Regions from separate parts of the Homo sapiens genome. Here all the other regions are linked to region 2. Evidence: chromatin contacts called from ENCODE Hi-C or POLR2A ChIA-PET data. All regions are on one chromosome and are shown on one strand. The core of a region is the stretch at or near the end of the contact, and the rest is flanking DNA. Distances in the headings are between cores, read along the strand shown.

The links. Hi-C counts contacts between places; a loop is a spot of excess contacts on that map. ChIA-PET counts read pairs that join two places held with the same protein, here RNA polymerase II (POLR2A). Pooled maps may share reads with other maps.
Region 1: a loop to region 2 is called in a map of mammary epithelial cell, with 2.7 times the contacts of the local background. The contact joins the promoter of CDH1 here to the promoter of CDH3 in region 2. A Hi-C loop is called at or near these places in 1 of 168 maps with a recorded cell type or tissue (mammary epithelial cell). POLR2A ChIA-PET finds 5 or more read pairs at or near these places in 9 of 52 experiments (A673, Caco-2, IMR-90 and 5 more).
Region 3: a loop to region 2 is called in a map of mammary epithelial cell, with 2.9 times the contacts of the local background. The contact joins the enhancer-like site here to the promoter of CDH3 in region 2. A Hi-C loop is called at or near these places in 1 of 168 maps with a recorded cell type or tissue (mammary epithelial cell) and 5 of 50 pooled maps. POLR2A ChIA-PET finds 5 or more read pairs at or near these places in 9 of 52 experiments (A673, GM12878, IMR-90 and 6 more).

Annotation. Positions count from the first base shown.
Region 1 is chr16:68,735,307-68,738,714 of GRCh38, forward strand. CDH1 (cadherin 1) reads left to right here and starts at 1,986. Exons shown (of 16, transcript NM_004360.5): 1 at 1,986-2,157; 2 at 2,991-3,105. The coding sequence starts at 2,110. RefSeq lists an enhancer at 1,007-1,151, a cis regulatory region at 1,079 and a silencer at 2,032-2,101.
Region 2 is chr16:68,644,055-68,647,738 of GRCh38, forward strand. It overlaps CDH3 (cadherin 3), which reads left to right and starts at 1,256. Exons shown (of 16, transcript NM_001793.6): 1 at 1,256-1,370; 2 at 1,582-1,696. The coding sequence starts at 1,326. CDH3-AS1 (CDH3 antisense RNA 1) reads right to left here and starts at 2,147. Exons shown (of 2, transcript NR_186394.1): 1 at 1,926-2,147; 2 at 194-1,686. RefSeq lists an enhancer at 1,236-1,760.
Region 3 is chr16:68,754,865-68,758,334 of GRCh38, forward strand. All of the region lies in intron 2 of CDH1 (cadherin 1), which reads left to right. Among named protein-coding and RNA genes, the nearest start is that of CDH1, 19 kb to the left of the region's middle. RefSeq lists enhancers at 1,663-1,807, 1,801-1,900, 2,392-2,536, 2,581-2,630 and cis regulatory regions at 1,735, 2,464. Within about 2 kb of position 2,032, at least 16 of the 41 ENCODE cell types and tissues checked have a DNase peak (open chromatin) inside an H3K27ac peak, as active enhancers do; they include GM12878 and mammary epithelial cell, where a contact is called at or near this core.

The DNA of each region.
Region 1 (3,408 bases), core at 736-3,235, 92 kb after region 2:
ATCCCAGCACTTTGGGAGGCTGAGGCAGGTGGATCATCTGAGGACAGGAGTTCAAGACCAGCCTGGCCAACATGATGAAACCCTGTCTCTACTAAAAATACAAAAATTAGCCAGTCGTGGTGGCGCATGCCTGTAATCCCAGCTACTCAGGAGGCTGATAGAGGAGAACCGCTTGAACCCAAGAGGCGAAGGTTGCAGTGAGCCAAGAACACACCATTGCACTCCAGCCTGGGCGACAGAGCAGGACTCCGTCTCAAAAAAAAAAGAGCTGGTCAGTGTCAAATGCTTAGCACAGAGACTGGCACAGTAATCTTCAATGTCCAGCACCTATTGTTACTATTTTTTTTTTTTTTTTTTTTTTGAGACAGAGTCTTGCTCTGTCGCCCAGGCTGGAGTACAGTGGCGCGATCTCGGCTCACTGCAAGCTCCACCTCCCAGGTTCATGCCATTCTCCTGCCTCAGCCTCCCGAGTAGCTGGGACTACAGGCGCCCACCACCACGCCTGGCTAATTTTTTGTATTTTTAGTAGAGACGGGGTTTCACTGCGTTAGCCAGGATGGTCTCAATCTCCTGACCTCGTGATCTGCCCGCCTCGGCCTCCCAAAGTGCTGGGATTACAGGCGTGAGCCACCATGCCTGGCCCTATTGTTACTATTTTTACCCCTCACTTCTGTACAGAGCATTTATGGCTCAAGAAACATTTGTCATTTTAATTGTATGGGAGTCCCACAACAGCATAGGGAGACATTTCTGATCATTATTCCCATTAGGAGGGTGGAGAAACTGAGGCTTTGGGAGGTGGTCCTGACCTAGGGAATCAATTTGCTGACTCACTAACCCATGAAGCTCTACAGTTAAAAAAGACTAGATTAAAAAATGAGAACTCAGTAAAGGGGCTGAGGCAGGAGGATCGCCTGAGTTCAGAAATTTGAGATCAGCCTCGGCAACATAGTGAGATCCCCTCTCTAGAAAAATTTTTTAAAAAATTAGGCCGCTCGAGGCAGAGTGCAGTGGCTCACGCCTGTAATCCAACACTTCAGGAGGCTGAAGAGGGTGGATCACCTGAGGTCAGGAGTTCCAGACCAGCCTGGCCAACATGGTGAAACCCCGTCTGTACTAAAAATACAAAATTAGCCGGTGTGGTGGCACACGCCTGTAGTCCCAGCTACTCAATAGGCTGAGACAGGAGAGTCTCTTGAACCCGGCAGGCGGAGGTTGCAGTGAGCCGAGATCGTGCCACTGCACTCCAGCCTGGGCAAGACAGAGCGAGACTCCGTCTCAAAAAATACAAACAAAACAAACAAACAAAAAATTAGGCTGCTAGCTCAGTGGCTCATGGCTCACACCTGAAATCCTAGCACTTTGGGAGGCCAAGGCAGGAGGATCGCTTCAGCCCAGGAGTTCGAGACCAGGCTGGGCAATACAGGGAGACACAGCGCCCCCACTGCCCCTGTCCGCCCCGACTTGTCTCTCTACAAAAAGGCAAAAGAAAAAAAAATTAGCCTGGCGTGGTGGTGTGCACCTGTACTCCCAGCTACTAGAGAGGCTGGGGCCAGAGGACCGCTTGAGCCCAGGAGTTCGAGGCTGCAGTGAGCTGTGATCGCACCACTGCACTCCAGCTTGGGTGAAAGAGTGAGACCCCATCTCCAAAACGAACAAACAAAAAATCCCAAAAAACAAAAGAACTCAGCCAAGTGTAAAAGCCCTTTCTGATCCCAGGTCTTAGTGAGCCACCGGCGGGGCTGGGATTCGAACCCAGTGGAATCAGAACCGTGCAGGTCCCATAACCCACCTAGACCCTAGCAACTCCAGGCTAGAGGGTCACCGCGTCTATGCGAGGCCGGGTGGGCGGGCCGTCAGCTCCGCCCTGGGGAGGGGTCCGCGCTGCTGATTGGCTGTGGCCGGCAGGTGAACCCTCAGCCAATCAGCGGTACGGGGGGCGGTGCCTCCGGGGCTCACCTGGCTGCAGCCACGCACCCCCTCTCAGTGGCGTCGGAACTGCAAAGCACCTGTGAGCTTGCGGAAGTCAGTTCAGACTCCAGCCCGCTCCAGCCCGGCCCGACCCGACCGCACCCGGCGCCTGCCCTCGCTCGGCGTCCCCGGCCAGCCATGGGCCCTTGGAGCCGCAGCCTCTCGGCGCTGCTGCTGCTGCTGCAGGTACCCCGGATCCCCTGACTTGCGAGGGACGCATTCGGGCCGCAAGCTCCGCGCCCCAGCCCTGCGCCCCTTCCTCTCCCGTCGTCACCGCTTCCCTTCTTCCAAGAAAGTTCGGGTCCTGAGGAGCGGAGCGGCCTGGAAGCCTCGCGCGCTCCGGACCCCCCAGTGATGGGAGTGGGGGGTGGGTGGTGAGGGGCGAGCGCGGCTTTCCTGCCCCCTCCAGCGCAGACCGAGGCGGGGGCGTCTGGCCGCGGAGTCCGCGGGGTGGGCTCGCGCGGGCGGTGGGGGCGTGAAGCGGGGTGTAGGGGGTGGGGTGTGGAGAAGGGGTGCCCTGGTGCAAGTCGAGGGGGAGCCAGGAGTCGTGGGGACGATCTTCGAGGGAAGGAGAGGGGCATCCGTAGAAATAAAGGCACCTGCCATGCCAAGAAAGGTCGTAAATAGGAGTGAGGGTCCCGGGGATAAGAAAGTGAGGTCGGAGGAGGTGGGAGCGCCCCTCGCTCTGAGGAGTGGTGCATTCCCGGTCTAAGGAAAGTGGGGTACTGGAGAATAAAGACATCTCCAATAAAATGAGAAAGGAGACTGAAAGGGAACGGTGGGCTAGGTCTTGAGGGGGTGACTCGGCGGCCCCCTCCCGGGAGTTCCTGGGGGCTCGGCGGCCGTAGGTTTCGGGGTGGGGGAGGGTGACGTCGCTGCCCGCCCGTCCCGGGGCTGCGGGCTGGGGTCCTCCCCCAATCCCGACGCCGGGAGCGAGGGAGGGGCGGCGCTGTTGGTTTCGGTGAGCAGGAGGGAACCCTCCGAGTCACCCGGTTCCATCTACCTTTCCCCCACCCCAGGTCTCCTCTTGGCTCTGCCAGGAGCCGGAGCCCTGCCACCCTGGCTTTGACGCCGAGAGCTACACGTTCACGGTGCCCCGGCGCCACCTGGAGAGAGGCCGCGTCCTGGGCAGAGGTGAGGGCGCGCTGCCGGTGTCCCTGGGCGGAGTAGGGAGGGGTTGGAAAGGGGCCGAGAAATTGCACTCCCACACCCCTGGGTTGCAATGGGCAAGCTCCCTCCTTGGCTCAAACGACACCCCTTGGAATTTACGCAGATTTGGGGATCCAAACGTTTACGACTGAACACTGTGGTGGAGGGGGTAACCCTGCCTGGTTGTTGACTATGTTATAAAGAAGAGGAGGTTGAGGGCACTTACTAGAAGCCTTCGTATTTCTCTTATTGCCCTCAGCACTGTAGAGACAGTCTCTCATTTCAGAC
Region 2 (3,684 bases), core at 6-2,505:
GGAAAGCACTTCGTGTCTAACGTAGTGGAATGAGAGTAACGTAGAAGAACAACGAATCCCAGGTCTGGCGTTTATCTCCTAGGAAGGGTGTGGGAGAGCTGTTTTCCAAGGGAGACTCTCTGGAGGCTGCTTTGCGCAGCAAGCAGTTTTTACCCAGATTATATACAGTATTTCAGACCAATTTCAAAACCTCTGCGTTTTAAAAATTGTCTTTATTTACATTTTACAGAAAGTTGAGAAAGTGTTATTTATATGGGGGGTAGGGGTGCTGGAGATTATGAGACTAATAACAACCCTCTTAGCTCGCACCCTTTGGCACCACTACAGCTTCCAAACTCTGGGACTTTCTCGACTAGCTTCCCTTTGTTTAGCTGTGAAATGGAAGAAGCGGTCCGGGTGTGGCGGCTCATGCCTGTAACCTGAGCACTCTGGGAGGCGGAGGATCGCTTGAGTCCAGAAGTTCAAGACCAGCTTGGGCAACATAGGGTGACCCTCCACCCTCCCCCCGCCCCACCACATCGCTACAAAAAATTTTTAAAAATTAGCCGGGTGTGGTGGCGCAAGCCTGTAGTCTCAGCGGGAGCTGAGGGAGGAGAATCGCTTCAGCCCGGGAGGTCGAGGCTGTAGTGAGCCGAGATCGCGCTACTGCACTCCTGGGCGACAGAGCGAGACCCTGTCTCCAAAAAAAAAAAAAAAAGAAAAAAGAGGAAGTTGTATCCAATTCAGAAACGCGGTCCTTCGGGACCTGCTAGTTTTATACCCCGGAGGATCCTCCCCGGCGGGCTGGCACGGGAGGTGGAGAAAGAGGCTTGGGCGGCCCCGCTGTAGCCGCGTGTGGGAGGACGCACGGGCCTGCTTCAAAGCTTTGGGATAACAGCGCCTCCGGGGGATAATGAATGCGGAGCCTCCGTTTTCAGTCGACTTCAGATGTGTCTCCACTTTTTTCCGCTGTAGCCGCAAGGCAAGGAAACATTTCTCTTCCCGTACTGAGGAGGCTGAGGAGTGCACTGGGTGTTCTTTTCTCCTCTAACCCAGAACTGCGAGACAGAGGCTGAGTCCCTGTAAAGAACAGCTCCAGAAAAGCCAGGAGAGCGCAGGAGGGCATCCGGGAGGCCAGGAGGGGTTCGCTGGGGCCTCAACCGCACCCACATCGGTCCCACCTGCGAGGGGGCGGGACCTCGTGGCGCTGGACCAATCAGCACCCACCTGCGCTCACCTGGCCTCCTCCCGCTGGCTCCCGGGGGCTGCGGTGCTCAAAGGGGCAAGAGCTGAGCGGAACACCGGCCCGCCGTCGCGGCAGCTGCTTCACCCCTCTCTCTGCAGCCATGGGGCTCCCTCGTGGACCTCTCGCGTCTCTCCTCCTTCTCCAGGTACTCCACAGCCTCGCCGTGGCCCCGACCGGGACCGCTCCCTGGGGGGCGGGCGGGGTCCGCATGGGGCAGTGGCGTCGGGGAGAGCGCGGGGCTGCGCTCCCTGGGGCCAAGGGAGTCCCGGAAGGCCCGTGAGGACCCTGCGGTGTGGGGAGTGCAGGGCCGGGCACGCCTGGACCCAGCCTCCTTCACTCTCTGCCCTCGGGCGCAGGTTTGCTGGCTGCAGTGCGCGGCCTCCGAGCCGTGCCGGGCGGTCTTCAGGGAGGCTGAAGTGACCTTGGAGGCGGGAGGCGCGGAGCAGGAGCCCGGCCAGGCGCTGGGGAAAGGTAAGATCCTCAGGGTGGAACCGCAGGGTAGGGGCCGCACGTGACCATTTTGGTGTGGACCGCGCGAGGGGTGTTCGGGCCGGGGCAAGGGACTCCTGGCGCCACCTCAGTTCCCGGGGAGGCGCAGAACGCGCCTCGGGGGCTGGGATTGGGGGTGGTGGCTGACGGAGAAGGCTGGGCAGCAGAGCGCCTATGACATCCAGCCCCTTGTCCGGTAGCCACTGCTTACCTTGACCCCCTCCTCCGAGATGCCGGATGGCTGAGCCCCTCACCCAGTCTCGACGTGGGAAGTTCTCCCCCGCTGGCCCCAGCAGAGGAATGCGCCGGCCACATTCTTCCCCCAACCCGCGCGCAGGTGTGGGGATGAGCCGTGCCCCGGGCAGCCCCCTTCGCCCCTCTCGGGCCCCCTTTGTGAACCGTGCTTTGTGTCTCCGACAGACAGACCGGGTCTGTTTCTTTTCTCCGAGCTTCCCTACCCCGCCCCCCTTCTTCCTCGGCAGCTGGAATGCACTCTTAACCCTGCTCTTCCCGGAGGGCCTGCGCCCTTGTAGCCTGCCTGGAAACTGGGCCCTGGCACACCTGGGCTGGGGCCATCACGTACGGGAACCACCCCGCCCCCAGCGTCTGGGGCCTGGGATGCTAGGTCACTGGGGGGAGTTTGAGGGGGACAGTGTCCCAAGCTGGCAGGCCTGGGGCTATGGGGGCGATGGACGGGAGATCAAAGCACATTTTTGATCCCTCAGTTACTCCTACCCCCCCCCTCCCCGCCCCAAGTTCAAAAACCTGAGGGGGTGGGCGGTGCAACGTTAGTGAGGAGAACCAGTGTGTTATGAGACCCAGGCGGTTGGTTGCTGGCTAGTGGAGGGCTTTCTCCCTCTAGGTTAAGAGGACAATGGATGGGGGCTCCAGCAAGGGTTGAAACCTAGTTCTTAAACGGGTATAACCCTGGATCCTTGGGTCGGGTTTCAGAGGATCCTTACACTGAAATTTTTGGGAACTTGAGTATTCATTTTTAGGGGGAAGGAACCGTGGCTTACCTGGCCTTCAAAACACTGAGAACCCTTGCTACCTAGCATTCTTCTAAAGTCTCCATCAACTTATCCCTCACCCCAGGCACAAACTCCCACTGCTTGAATGTGGGGCTGTCAATGCCTAGGGGACAGAGTGGCTCTCTTTTATTTCTCCAAAAGAGGATTGAGGACCTTGAGTCTGTGGAGGCCCTTTTTAAAAAAATTCTTTCTGCAAATAACTGCAGATTGACAAAACAATTAACACCCAGGCTAGGCTAGGCTCCTTAAACCCTTGGCTGTAGGGAGCTGAGGAGAGGCATTAAGAAGCCATGCCTCATAAACTTTAAATTCTTGCGCAGGGGTTTATTACTGGCTGGCTAACAAACTGCAACTCAGCCAACCTGTAAAAATGTGAATTCGGGCAGGGCCCCAAATCCAATTCCGGCTCCCTGAGGAAGCCTTATTGCTAACCAGACTTCTGCCAAATCTACGCCCCCTCCCCCCGCCCCATTGTCAAGTTCTCTGACTACAGTCTCCCAGAATAGGCTATAGCCTTGAGTGTTGTCTGTACCTTATCTTTCCTACTGAAGCAAGAAATATCAGATTAGCTGTCACTTCACTAGGCTTGAGGTTTTGGGGGGAAGCAGTGATCAGGTTTTCGATTTCATCGTTGGGTTGGCGAGTGTTTCCCAATGACGTCAGGCATTTTAAACCTTTAGAGGAAATTCAGCTTTCTCGGATGTCTGCTTTACGGTTGTGAAAAACGGTGGGTTTGCGCCAGGAGCACACCTGGGTTATACAACAAAGGACGGGTTAATGCGCTCGGCGCACCTTGAAACTCCCTGCCACACGGCTGGGTCTTAGAGTAGGCTTCTGGTGGCATGGGCTGCTGCTTGCTTTTTTAAGTAAAAGTGCATTTCTTGGTCCAGTTGGTCCCAATAAATTGGGACTTCCCAACAAAACATATTGCTATTTCTC
Region 3 (3,470 bases), core at 782-3,281, 110 kb after region 2:
GAAAGAATAAAACTCAGCAGGAAGGGTGATAAAAACTATGCATTGGGGTGGAGAAATTTAGGGGCAGTCATCACTAAGAAGGATGGCATTTGTGTAAAGAAGAAGAAGTGAGGTGCTCAATAGATGTTAGAACTGGACTGTGTCAGCTGGGTGTGGTGGTTTATGACTGTAATCCCAAGCCAAGGCAGGTAGATCTCTTGAGCCCAGGAGTTCAAGACCAGCCTGGGCATGATAGAACCCCGCCTCTACAAAAAATCCAAAAATTAGCCAGGTGTAGTGGCATATGCTTGTAGTCCCAGCTACTTGGGAGCTGGGGTGAGAGGATCACTTGAGCCTGGGAGGTTGAAGCTGCCTGGGAGGTTTAGCCATGATCGTACCACTGCATTCCAGCCTGGGTGACAGGGCAAGACTCTGTCTCAAAAAAAAAAAAAAAAAAAAAATAGAATTGGACTGTATCTTGAGGGGACTGGACTTCTACATTCAAGTCTATATTCATGTCATTGAAAAAGACTGTTCTCTAGTCAGGCATTTTTCTTTTAATTTTTAAATTTTTTGTTAAAATAAATAGAGAGGGTCTTGTTACGTTGCCCAGGCTAGTCTCGAACTCCTGAGCTTAAGCAATACCCCCGCCTTGGCCTCCCAAAGTGCTAGGATTACAGGTCTGAGCCACCATGCCCGGCCAGGCCAGGCATTTTCTAGAGAAGGAATCCTGAGGGCTCATTTTCACATCTCCTTCATTTTTTATTTATTTATCTTTCTCTTTTGACCTGCCACTTTAGGAACATCTCCTTTAAAGGGTATCAGATTCAAACCAGGAAATAATGCTCATTCCAAGCCACTCCCCACCCCTCAGCATGTTGCCCAAGAGGAATATTGCTCCAGCAGAGTTTTCTAAATTTTTTTTTTTTTTTTTTTTGAGACAGAGTCTTGCTCTTGTTGCCCAGGCTAGAGTGCAGTGGCCTGATCTCGGCTCATTGCAACCTCTGCCTCCCGGGTTCAAGCGATTCTCCCACCTCAGCCTCCGGTGTAGCTGGGATTACAGGCATGTGCCACCACACCTGGCTACTTTTTGTATTTTTCGTAGAGACGGGGTTTCACCATGTTGGCCAGGCTGGTCTCCAACTCCTGACCTTAGGTGATAAGCCCTCCTCGGCCTCCCAAAGTGCTGGGATTACAGGCATGAATGAGCCACTGTGCCTAGCCGAGTTTTCTAAAGATTCTTCCTGCAGAGGGATGATATTTTCTAAACAGGCATCATTTAGGGCATATTTTTTTTTTTTTTTTGTGCATGTATACGAGTGTTCCTAGGACCTGGTACTTACTTTGGAATCTCACCTTCAGTACGAGGCTTCCTCCCCAACAAATTCTTCACCACAACTATGTGGGAGTGTTTGAAAAAGGGAACAAGATGACCAACTTGTTGGTGGGGAGAGTTGTGGCTTTCCTATTGGAAAACATCATCCCTTGAATAAGCAGTGAGGCAAACACCTGGGCACTTACTTTATGAACAGGTGGGGTGGGGCCCTGAGTCACCGACATTGAGAGGCCTCTCCTGGTAAGGTTTTTCAATATCAGGTTGAATCAGCGGTGACATCACCCTCTATAGTGACAGGTACTCTAGGTGCCGGCTCTTACTCATAAGTCCCAGGAGATACTAGCCCTAGATCTCGTCTCTGTTAGCTTCGTGCTAAAAGGTTTTGGAGAAATAACAGCTGCTTGGTGACGTTCATGTGGCTGGTTTCATTACCACCTAACTCCCAGGCTTGTAATCATGACTAAATTTTCTGGAGAAAATAGAATTTGTGGTTGTATTTCTTGTAACTTTTGCCTTCTTGTCTCAAGTCTGCATTTAAAAAGAGGCCGGGTGCGGTAGCTCATGCCTGTAATCCAGCACTTCGGGAGGCCAAAGTGGGAGGATTGCTTGAGCCCAGAAGTTGGAGACCAGATTGGGCAACAAAGGGAAACCCTGTCTCTACATACAAAAACAATTACCCAGGCATGGTGGCGTGTGCCTGTGATCCCAGCTTCATGGGAGGCTGAGGCAGGTAGATCCCTTGAGTCCAGGAGGTTAAGGCTGCAGTGAGCTGCGTTTTGCACCACTGCACTCCAGCTTGGGTGACAGAGCGAGACGCTCTCTCAAAAACAAAAAACAAAACAAAACAAAGCCCTCTTCTACTCCTTGAGGTTTTTGGATGTTTCAGAGCTGTATTTTGAGTCTCTGATTTTTGTTTTGTTTTGTTTTGAGACAGAGTCTTGCTCTGTCACCCAGGCTGGAGCGCAGTGTTGGAGTCTCAGCTCACTGCAACCTCCACCTCCCAGGTTCAAGCTATTCTCCTTCCTCAGCCTCCCGAGTAGCTGGGATTATAGGCCAGCGCCACCATGCCCGGCTAATTTTTGTATTTTTAGTAGAGACAGGGTTTCACCATGTTGGCCAGGCTGGTCCTGACCTCAAGTGATCCGCCCACCTTGGCCTCCCAAAGTGCTGGGATTACAGGTGTGAGCCATGGCAACCAGCTGAGTTTTTGATTTTGAAACTTCCTGTAAGTTGTACTTATTTTTCTTTGGGCTTTGTAATTTGGTTATGATTTTTCATTCTTCTTTCTGCTAATCCTCTCACTTCCACCATGGGAGTGTTTAAATACCTGGGAAGCTGTTGAACCTAGGAAACCACATTTTACTTGCCAGATGTGAGGTTTCATTTCTGGTTTTGACAGAGATTTGACTCTTCAGCATTTATTTCTCTTTTAGCCTATGAGCTTCTCTTAGAGAAGATGAACTGGGAGGGTGGAATGCAGCAGGATTGCCTGGATTCCAATCCCAACTGGACCCTTACTTTTCCTGTGATTTTGGGCAAGTTTCTTTCTCTTTCTTTCTTTCTCTCTCTCTTTTTCTTTCTCTCTCTCTCCTTCCTTCCTTCCTTCCTTCCTTTCTTTCTTTCTTTTTTTTGAGACAGGGCCTTTTTCTGTCACCCAGGCTGGAGTGGAGTGGTACAATTTTGGCTCACTGCAACCTCTGCCTCCTGGGCTCAAGTCATCCCCATCCTCCCACCTCAGCCTCCCAAGTAGCTGGGACTACAGGTGCATGCCACCACTCCAGGCTAATCTTTTTTTTTTTTTTTTTTGTATTTTTTGTAGAGACGAGGTTTTGCCATGTTGCCCAGGCTGGTTTTGAACTCCTGAGCTCAAGCCATCTGCCCGCCTCAGCCTCCCAAAGTGCTGGGATTACGGATGTGAGTTGCTGCACTGGCCTGCAAGTTTCTTTCTTTTTTTTCAAATTTTTTTGTGTCCCTCCCCTCTATCCCAACCCCACCCCATTTTGCCTAGGGTAGGCTTCTTTTTATTTCTTTTTTTTTTTTTTTTTTTTTTTTTTTGAGAGAGAGAGAGAGAGAGAGACCCAAATGGGAATTCCCTAGGGCCAGTTTCTTAATCTTTCTGTGCCTCAGTCCCCTCACCTGTACAAAGGGGATAAAC